2 separate regions of the Homo sapiens genome follow, and region 2 is linked to region 1. A link is an interaction called in ENCODE POLR2A ChIA-PET data of the cell type or tissue named here. Cell type or tissue: IMR-90. All regions are shown on one strand. Links, peaks and the distances in the headings refer to the core of each region. The heading gives the core; the rest is flanking DNA.

Evidence for each region. ChIA-PET counts read pairs that join two places held together with the same protein. Peaks named below come from ENCODE experiments on the same cell type or tissue, not always from the same donor. Only the 100,000 strongest peaks of a DNase experiment are listed, where the experiment ranks them.
Region 2: POLR2A ChIA-PET joins it to region 1 with 6 read pairs; 2 of 35 experiments call an interaction of 5 or more read pairs at or near these places.

The regions. Positions count from the first base shown.
Region 1 is chr4:15,572,622-15,578,008 of GRCh38, forward strand. It overlaps CC2D2A (coiled-coil and C2 domain containing 2A), which reads left to right. Exons shown (of 37, transcript NM_001378615.1): 29 at 1,529-1,705. Among named protein-coding and RNA genes, the nearest start is that of FBXL5, 80 kb to the right of the region's middle. In IMR-90, for the core only: no CTCF peak of the experiment used is centred there; a DNase peak (open chromatin) is centred at 5,070.
Region 2 is chr4:15,658,864-15,664,250 of GRCh38, forward strand. It overlaps a transcript of FBXL5 not described here and a transcript of FAM200B not described here. Among named protein-coding and RNA genes, the nearest start is that of FBXL5, 6.2 kb to the left of the region's middle. In IMR-90, for the core only: no CTCF peak of the experiment used is centred there; no DNase peak of the experiment used is centred there; H3K27ac peaks cover 304 bases.

The DNA.
Region 1 (5,387 bases), core at 242-5,241:
ATTATCTGGCCAAATATCTATAGTGCCTGTATTAGGGTTCTCTAAACGGACAGGACTAATAGGATAGATATATATATATGAAAGGAAGTTTATTAGGAGAAGTGACCACACGATCACAAGGTGAAGTCCCACAACAGGCCATCTGCAAGCTGAGGAGCAAGGAAGCCAATCCGAGTCCCAAAACCTCAAAAGTAGGGAAGCTGACAGTGCAGCCTTCAGTCTGGGCTGAAGGCCCTAGATCCCCTAGCAAACTACTGGTGTAAGTCCAAGAGTCCAAAAACTGAAGAACTTGGAGTCTAATGTTTGAGGGCAGGAAGCATCCAGCATGGGAGAAAGATGAAGGGGGGAAGACTCAGCCAGTCTAGTCCTTCCACATTCTTCTGCCTGCTCTTCTCCTAGCCATGCTGGCAGCTGATCAGATGGTGCCCACCCAGTCCACTGACTCAAATGTTAATCTCCCTTGGCAGCACACTCACAGACACACCCAGGAACAATACTTTGTATCCTTCAGTCCAATCGATACTTAACCACCATAGTGCCCAAGCTGAGAAACCCTGTCTTAAATCCTTATACTTCAAATCTTCAAAAATGGCACACATTCCTTCCTGTGTCATCTATTTTACAGAATAAACAAGCTCGGTTATTTCAGCTGTACTTTCCATGCCATAGTTTTTTGTTTTCGTTTTTGAGACAGAGTCTGGTTCTGTCATCCAGGCTGGAGTGCAGTGGCGCCATCTCGGCTCACTGCAACCTCCACCTCCCAGGTTCAAGCGATTGTCCTGTGTCAGCCTCCCAAGTAGCTGGGACCACAGGCGTGTGCCACCACACCTGGCTAATTTTTGTATTTTTGGTAAAGATGGAGTTTCACCTTGTTGGCCAGGCTTGTCTCAAACTCCTGACCTCAAGTGCTCTACCTGCCTCGGCCTCCCAAAGTGCTGGGATATCTGGCGTGAGCCACTGTGCCTGGCCTGCCATCGTTTTTATACTCTTGTTTTCCTGTATCCTTAGATAACATTTGATCTAAGCTTTGGAATATAATTAAAATTCTGAAAAATGGAGATGGGAAGTTGGGCATTCTAGAAATGGGGAATGGCCAGTAGCCAATATTTATTGATTGCTTACCATATGCTGGACATTTTTCTTAGTGTTTTATATCTATTCATTCACTACTCATAACAACCCCACAAAGTAGATACTATTATTGTCTCTTTTTACTAATGAGGAAGCCTCAGATTCCTCATTTGTAAACCAAGTTTTGAACCCAAAACTGCGTTTAAACCAAGACTTGAACCTAAGCAAATTGTATATTCAGTACACCCTCTGCTAAACAATGAAAAGAAGGCAAGGAAGTACAGAGCCCTTTCTGGCGAGTGCTTAGAGAGATGAGATTAGAAAGATGGGATTGGCTTTGAATGCCAGTCTGAGCAATTTTGGTTCAATTTATTAAACAATGAGGAGTTGACACTTGCCTCTCAACTTCTGTTGGAAAAAGCATCAGGATGTTTACCAAGTCATATTTTCTTCACAGATTGATGGAACATTTAAAATAGATATTCCCCCAGTTCTTCTGGGCTACAGTAAGGAGCGAAATATGATTCTTGAGCGGGGTTTTGATTCTGTCCGAAGCTTAAGTGAAGGCTCCTACATTACCCTCTTTATTACCATTGAGCCCCAGCTGGTTCCTGGAGAGTCCATTCGAGAAAAGGTAACTACTTATAGTTTGGAAACCCATGTCTATGTTGATAAAACACAAGAAATGCTTGCTAGGCTATACTTTTATGAACTTTTTCCTACACAAACAGAGCCTTCCTTACTTCAATCTCCATTTATTATTCTTTCAGTTTAGATAGAATGGTGGTGAGAAAACAGATGTGTGGGTTTGTACTTTCACTGAACCAGTAATCGGGTCAATCAGCAATATGTTTATATTTATCTTGCTTTGCCTAAAACTTAAGACTTTTAGTCAAAGCAAGACAAATATAAACATGCTCTACTTCTAGAAGAATGTTCTCAATGTGAAGAAAATGAAATATCACAAACTAGAATATCAGATTGCTCTTTTATTTGACAAGTATTGGCAAGAATACATTTCCATGTCTGATCTTACATCCTTGGCTATGGTATGCATTGAATCAATTCATAGGATCATAAGACTAGATGACCTTCATGAGTCACCTCAATTCATTTCATGAAATAAATATATGTACAAGTATGCTTTTAAACAGCTCTAGAAAAGAGTTTCCAGAACTTTCACTGGTTAGCAACTGTCCCTGAACCTTCATTAAACCTATTTATGCCTAGTGTTCCATTACTGGAACGCTACGCATGTGGGAGTTATTTATATCCTACCTCTCAAGGTCATTTCCAAGGTCTGATTGCAAAAATTCAAAAAATTGCAACCTCAGGCATAAATGTGTTAAGAAATAAATGTCTTCCTGTAACATAGTTGTATAGCATTTATACATACTGCCCTCATTGGATTTGGGAGAATATATTGATGGTGACCTCTTATTCATATGTAAACAAATACAGTAATAACATCAACAACAACCACCATGATGTACTGAATCCGTACTCTGTCCTTAGCACTATGTCAAACCTTGGATGCATGTTCTGACCTGAATATGCATAGGTGTCTTGGACAAGGGGTCTCCAACTTACAGAAGAGGAAAATAAGCTTCAATTTATGCAGGGTGACATAGGCAGAGGTAACACATGTCTGTCTGACTCTAAACTGTACATATTCAGCATATATTTACTGCACATCTTCTGTGTGACAGACATTTCTTAGGCACTGGGAGTACAGTAGGCTAGAAAAGCAAATAAAAATTCCTCCAAGCTTACATTCACATGTAAGCGTAAGTTGTTAACTACTAACCTATAGTGCACAGATTATTGTGCTTACTCTAGTCTATCCATTATAATTAAGACTTAGATAGAGATGGAAAAAAACAAACATACTCCTTTTTTTCCAGTATTACAATTTGGTTCCCAGAGAAAAATATCATCACTATCTCCCATCTGCAATGCACTGAAATTTAAATTAATTGTATATTTTGTCAGTAAAACAGTGCTTCTCTAGATATATGCATTTCAAAATATTTTAGAAAGGGAAAATATATTCTGAATGTTTGTCTTCATGTATAATATAAATTCAAATGAACGCCAATAAACATGTTTACACACAAAAATACTTCCAGACAAAAGATGATTTTGCTGTTTCTATGTATATGTAACAGAAGAACAGGCAGTCAGCTAGGACCCCACCTTGGGGGTGTGTTTCTAAAACACGTGAAAGCAGTCTATCCTGGCAGAAAGGATGAAAGCCCAAGACTCCTCCACACTAGGCATCCCTCACGGGCCCTGACTTCTTACTGCAGGACTTTAAAGAGGCCTCCAGGGCTCTGAACCACAGTCCTCAAGTCCTGCAGCCTTCCTTCCCTAAAGCTATTAAATGGCAGTCAGATTCTGCCTTTGGTGGCAGGTCACTACCGCACTGTGGCTGTAGAAAGCATTTATCTTAGACCTCTAAAATGAGGGCTTAAAAAACCCCTATGGAAGGCAGATTCTTTGTGGCTGTTTGATAAGGAAGGCATGTTGATTGACAGAACCCTTATGTCCAAAAGAGGCAGTGGCAGAAAACACTGCTCAGTGATTCACTTGCAGACAATTCAGGAAAGAGAAGGTCTCATCCTAAAATTATAGGGTCAACAACCTGGAATTGTTTTTCCACTTACAGCAATACTTCCTGGATTAGCAGATTAGAGTCTCTCCTCTACCACCATGCCATATGGAACCATTCCATAGGATGTTTTAAACATATTTACCAATGGAAAATTTTTAAAGATGGGTAGAAACTCCTGAAACTCTTATTTTAATATCACTTACATGATCTTGTTAAAAATGTTTTTTTAAAGATTATCTCTGTTACTAAAGCCTGCCTCTTGTTTCTTTTTCTTTCTTTCTTTCTTGCCTCTGATAGATGAGTAACATGCTTAAGAAGGTACTAAGTATTTTGTTTTACTATTTTATTGGTCAATAGTTATTAGGCTTTAATTAGCTGCTTCTGTCCACTGCCACCTGAGGGACAGGTGTTATGTCCTAACGTATGTGTAATGCCTGGGCATTGAATTACAGATGTCTCCAGTTCCATGAGGAATGTCCTGCCTTATCTTTTGGCCCATTTCATTTTACCAGAAAGACTGTTAGTTAGCTTTGAATCTAAGAAGTCATCAGTCTGAATGTCACCTGCATACTGGGAGCTAGCTCTACTCTTTGCAAATCTATAAAACCCACGAGCTGCTTCTTACAGTGTATCTCTGAAAGTTATTTCTGGTGGGTTGGGGCTGTCTCAGTACAGCTTTTCTTTTTTGTTGTTGTTTTTTGTTTTTGAGAGAGGGTCTTGCTCTGTCACCTAGCTGGAGTGCAGTGGTGCCATCACAGCTTGCTGCAGCCTCGACCTCTTCAGCCCAAGTGATGCTCCTACCTCAGCCTCCCAAGTACTGGGACCACAGGCATGTGCCACTAGGCACAGCTAATTTTGTTTATTTTTTTTGTAGAGTTGAGGTCTCCTTTTGTTGACCAGGCTGCTTTCAAACTCCTGGGCTCAAGTGATCCTCCGGCGTCAGCCTCCCAAAGTGCTGAGATTACAGGTGTGAGCCACTGCACCTGGCCAGTGTAGCTTTTCAAAGGCAACATACACCCATTCAGTTTTTTATAAATGTTTACATTAGAGGCCAAAGAATTGAGCCAGTCAAGAACCTTTCAAATTTTCTGTTGAATCAAACTGAAATTTGTCAGCTCCACCTTAATTTGTTTCATCATAAGTGACCCAAATTCTTTCAGTATTTAACTTCTCCTTGGCACTTCTTAGATCACTAACATAGCATACTACTAATCCTTAAATTCCTGTTTCACACCATAAAATGGCATCTTGGTGGCCTAGACAAGTATTAAAGACTAAATGCTTACCATGTGTATGCTAGGTGTACATAAGGAATATTCAAACACAGGCCTCAAGAAGGACTGCTTATAGAGGCAAGTGACTCAACAGAACATTCCAATGAAAGTGGTAGAAAAAGCTTTAGACACACTTTTTTTTTTTTAACTTGGAAGGCCAATAATCAGTACTGATTCAAGATTGTTGTTGTTCTTTTGGACAGTGCCTATAGCTGCCTCTCTTACATGCTCCCACAGCACTGTAGGTCTCAAGTCCCTGATTGCTTATTAATGTTCCCCTGTAGACTAAAAGTTCTTTTGGAGGATTCTTCCATACTCATTTATCCAGAGTGCCTGGAATTTTTCAGACTCCCAACATTTTTCAAAACTTGGATGAATGAGTAAATGAAATAGTTTAGAGGAACACAGATGAATTCAACTGTGTCCTT
Region 2 (5,387 bases), core at 225-5,224, 86 kb after region 1:
CATCTGGGACTCCAGAGACTTAATTTTTTCATATTCAGCGTTAAACTGGACACCCAATATGCAGCAGGAGCTTGAGATATAAAGTTGAATAAATCCTGATTACTGTTCTTGGAATTTCCCAGCTTTTAAACTCAGTTTCATACTATCCACCCCATCCTTAATCAGCTGCAGTGATCAATGTTTCTTCCTCATTAATTTCAGTCCCTCCTGTGCTTTAACTAAATAATATATTTAATGACAAAAAATCAGAAGAATGTCATAAATGGAAGGGTACCCAGTAAAATAATTAATTTCTTAGCAGTTTTAAGTACCTGACATTATGTAATAATGTTTATCTACATTCCCTGAACAAGTAGTAGGCATACATAGTAGGCATAAAATATTTCTTGCTGCATGAATGAGAATTTGAAAAGTTTTTACAAACCAAAATACTCCTGTTATTCAGTAATATACATATATGGTTTTTAAGAAAAACTAATCCAAACAAGCTATATTTAAAGTCCTAATTTCAACAATTGTTACCCTCCTTTAAAGGGTTCTCATTTTGACCTCATAAGCAAAAATTGATTCCTAAACTGGGTACTGGGTAAGATTCAGTTCTGGGAATCTCTTTACTCAGATTTCTAATTCCTTCTACCAGGAGAATGTGAGCTGCACCGCAAACTACGTTAACTGTCCAAATATAGAGTAGTCCCATTCCTTAGATCTCCTTTTGAAGAGAAGTTTAGATAATACTAAAATCATAGTCTCTTTCATTTTAAATCTGGAGATATAATGTGTATAGTGGTCCATAAAGTTTCCTTGCAAAATTTTCAGACAGAGAAGAGCCTTCCATTTCCCAAATATACCTTTATGTCACCTACCTTGCGTCATTTACCTCTTAGTAAATATTGCCAAGTGAACACCAAAATCTTGATTTTCAACCAGAGGCTCTATTATGGGCTGACTTGTAGGGAGAAAGAATGGTTCCATGTGTATGGCCTGAGGGAAAGGTGGCTACTCTCAGGGACAACTTGACTCAGCTGTTTGCACCATGTAGTGAGAAAGTATCACAAGTTTCTGGAATGGAAAGAAATGATAAGTTCCTGTAAAGTGTCAGAGTTACATTCATTGTAGTGATGAAATCTGGCAGGCAGTTGCTTAATCCCTGCCTACAGAGAGGGGAAAAAAAAGTATTAGGAAAGTATCAGTTCTGTTTCCTTCCTCCCTACCCCTGACATTTTTTTTTTTTTTTAAAGAGGGTTTCACTCTGTCACCCAGGCTGGAGTGCAGTGGCACAAACATAGCTTACTGCAGCCTCAAACTCCTAGGCTCAAATGATCCTCCTTTCTCAGCTGCAGAATAGCTAAGACTACAGGCCCGTGCCACCACACCAGGCTAATTTTTTATTTTTATTTTTTGTAGAGGTGCAGTCTCATGATGTTGCCTAGGCTGATCTTGAACTCCTAGCTTCAAGCAATCCTCCCACATGGCCTCCCAAAGCACTGGGATTACAGGCATGAGCCGCCGCACCCAGCCCCGACATTGTTTTAAAAACTCAAAACAGAGTACCAAAAAATCCCCAATTACACAAGACACCTCCTAAAAAATTTAAATGCTGAGAGCTACCTAGAAATAGAGATGTCATGTATACATCTTATTTGTGTTCACTGACCAATAGCCTGGCTAATACACGAAACATTGATTTGAATTCTAATCCCACTTCTCACTACCTACCTACCCACAAGATCTAGGGCAAATCACTTGGCCATTCTGGAGCCTTCATTTCCTCGACTGTAAAGACTTGGTCTGGGACACTTTTGAGTGATAAAAGGTGCTAGATTATTAATACATATTAATTAATCTACAACATGTGTAAAAAGGACTCTCCCAGGCTGACTTGTTAAGGGAAATCTGTCACCAGTCATCCAGATAAGTCAGTCTAGAGTTAGGTGGCCCAGCACGGTGGCTCACGCCTGTAATCCCAACACTGGGAGGCCGAGGTGGGCGGATCACTTCAGGTCAGGAGTTTGAAACCAACCTGGGCAACATGGCGAAACTCCATCTCTACTAAAAATACAAAAATTAGCCGGGCATGGTGGCACACGCCTGTAGTACCAGCTACTGGAAAGGCTGAGGCAGGAGAATCACTTAAACCTGAGAGAAGGAGGTTGCAGTGAGCCTAGTTTGAGCCACTGCACTCCAGCCTGGGTGACAGAGCAAGGCTCCATTTCAAAAAAAAAAAAAAGTTAGGTAACCTTTAACGAATCATTATTTTATTTGTGTAACCAATTTAACTGTGATTAGTTCCATTCACTTTCCCTAAAATGTCTCTACCAAGGTGATTCTTTGGACTACTATAGGTGTTTCCCCTGTGTGCAAGGTTGTAACAAAACTTTGGCATGTGCTTGTAATTGCACTGTTTTAAAAGTGTTCTTTTACAGTGAAGAGACAGTAAAGCAAAATGGGTTGGAGTGTGGAACCAGTATTCTCATCTGTAAAGGGATAGTGAGTCTCCAGAGTATCCTGAGAACTAAGTGTTTTATGGAATTTAGCAGAGCCTGGCATGGGAAGCACTAAATGTTAGCTATTTTACCTGTAAAATGAGCAGATTGGTCATGATGTTCTCTTTGGTCTCTGCCAATTTTCAGTGTTTGGGAACCTTAGGAATAGTATTTCAAAGCTGTTTCTTTAGGTTAATTCTACAAATTAACTGGAGAAGGGACTTGTCACATTTAGTTGTAAGTGACAGAAAATAGAAAATAACAGTGCCTTAAGCAAGATGGGGTCTTTTTTTTCTCTTTTTCTCATGTATTAGTTATCTGTTGTTGCTTAAGATTAACCCAAAACTTGAATGGCTTAAGCACCCTTTAAAACTTAAATGGCTTTATTATTTCAGTTTTTAAGGATCAGGAATTACAGAGTGGCTTATGGGGTGGTTCTAGATCAGGTTTTCTCATGTGGCTGCAGTCAGATTGGCAGCTAAAGCTGCGATCATCCGATGACATAACCTAGGACTGAAGGATCTGCTTTCAGGTTCTCTCAGGTGGCTGTTGAGAGGCCTCACATCCTCATAGGCTGTTAGAATAAGGACCTCAGGTCCTCACCACATGGTACTCTCTATGGAGTTACTTATAATATGGTAGCTTGCTTTCCTCAAGGTGAGGGCCAATAAAGAGAGAGAGCAAATGATTTCAAACCCAAAATAAGTCAGTCTTTTATAACATAATCTCAGAAGAGACATCCCATCACTCATGCCTATGCTACTGGTCATACAGAACAACCCCAGTACAGTGTGGGAGGGGATTGCTTACACAATGGTGTACCTAATAAACGAAGGGATTAATTGAGGGCCATCTTTGAAGCTGGCTAAACGTGGTCCAGAACTGGTTTGACAGCTCTACTTTATTTAGGGGCATAGGCTCCTTCCACGGCTCTACCAACTCTAGAGGGTAGTCTTCATATTTAAGTTCAAAGGTGGTGGCACTTGTGTGACCCAGGGCAAATCATCTATTCTGAGTTTCTAGGTCCTCACTTAATAAACTATGAAAAAGAGTAAAATATACTTCATAGTGTTGTTGTAAAGATTAACGGAATAAGTGTAATAGGCTTTCACAGTACCTGGCATATTAAGCATTCAATACTATCTTTTAATATTGCTATATACATTAAATAATGAGACTATCCCAAGAGATCATCAGATATGCATTGTTCCTTGAAAAGGTCAAGCTTAGAAATCACTGGTAATAAAAAAGCTCTACTTGGATAATTCAAGTGAGCCTCTCGTCACCATTCCCAGCCCAGAAATGGTGAAGGATAAAAATTGTTTTTTTCAATATCATTCTAGAGGTAGTTAAAATTGAATCAATCCATTCAATCCATTATCTTTATGTAATCTACTCCTAGGTAGCTGATACTATAGTAAGATGTAATTTTTTTTTGTCTTTGCAAAGGTGTTCTTGTTGCTGACAAGGAACAGCAGAATAGTGAACAAGTTTGTGGCTAAACATTATTCCCAGATTTTAAAAAATGTTCAGTGTGCACAATTGTTACTACCAGATCTTTGTCAGAATAATCTTTCTGTCACTGAATAACTGACCCATAAAACAATAGAGCATATTGACCTAGTGTGCAGGGTAAGCAATGAGTAAATAAGAAATGGTTGTAAAATATTTACCAAATGTAACTTTCTAATTTGGGTAGCTTTAAGATGGGTCAAAATAAAAGGAATGCTATTATTTGTGAAGAATTACAAGTTTACATATGTTTATTCTTGCCAGTCTTTTACTGAAAATTCCTAGAAATGATATCCTTTCCTTTATATATACCATAATATTTGTATGATATTCCTCTCCAAAGATAGGGGTAATATTATACATTGATAATAGTCATTCATTATTGAAAAACTAACAATACACTAAGTACTCCACTGCATGGGACATAGTAGCCATTCAATAAATGATAGGTATCTTTATTATTAGACACCTAACACTGTATGAAATAGGATACCATAATAGACTCTAGTCTCAGTATCTCTATTAAGATATTAGGGGCCAGAGGTTTCAAAATGGTTTGACCTGTTGTAGTGGTTCATTCAGCACACTGGAGTTGGACTGATTGTCTGGGTTCAAATCTCAGCTGGTCCACTTTCTTACTTACTACCAGCAGGGTAAAACAGAACCTCTTTTGCCTTCTGGGAATGAGGACTTTGCTACTACCGTTAAGCCACAAAACTGTTCACTATTCTGCTCACTCATCTGTGAAATGGAAATACTACTACCTATTCTAGTGGACTGTGGTGGAGATTAAATGAGATTATATAGTCAAAGAGCTCACAACAGTACCTGTCACATAATTTTTTTTTAAAGAAAAATCTGCTTATTTCTGTCACTACTCAACAAACACTAGGTGACTATCATTTGCCAGAAGCTACAGATTCAGTAAGTCCAAAAGTGAACTCACCATTTTCTGTCCTCTGAGTTTGCCAAGGTTTCTGTATTCTCATCTCATTTTCATCACTGTTCATTGACTTACCCTGGCTAATATAATGACAGCAAACAAACCTGAGTGCAAGTCACCAATCTAAAGACTTTTTGGTTTTAGAGTATTTATATTCACAGAATGACTGCATGAATTGTAGGCACTCTTATCCTGATTTTTCAGATGAAAAACTTAAAGAAGCTACATAATTTGCCCAAGACTACCCCATTAAGAAATAGCAGAGCCAAGATTCAAACTTAGGCAGTCTGGCTTCAGAGCTTCTATCTTTTTAGGTAACACACAATACTGCTTCTAGAGATTTTGGAGTTATCTTAAAAGCTTTCATTTTTCCATCACTCAGTATCTTAATAAGACACATAGTCCTCTCAAACATCTCTAATTCATCCCTTCTCTGCTTACACTAATAC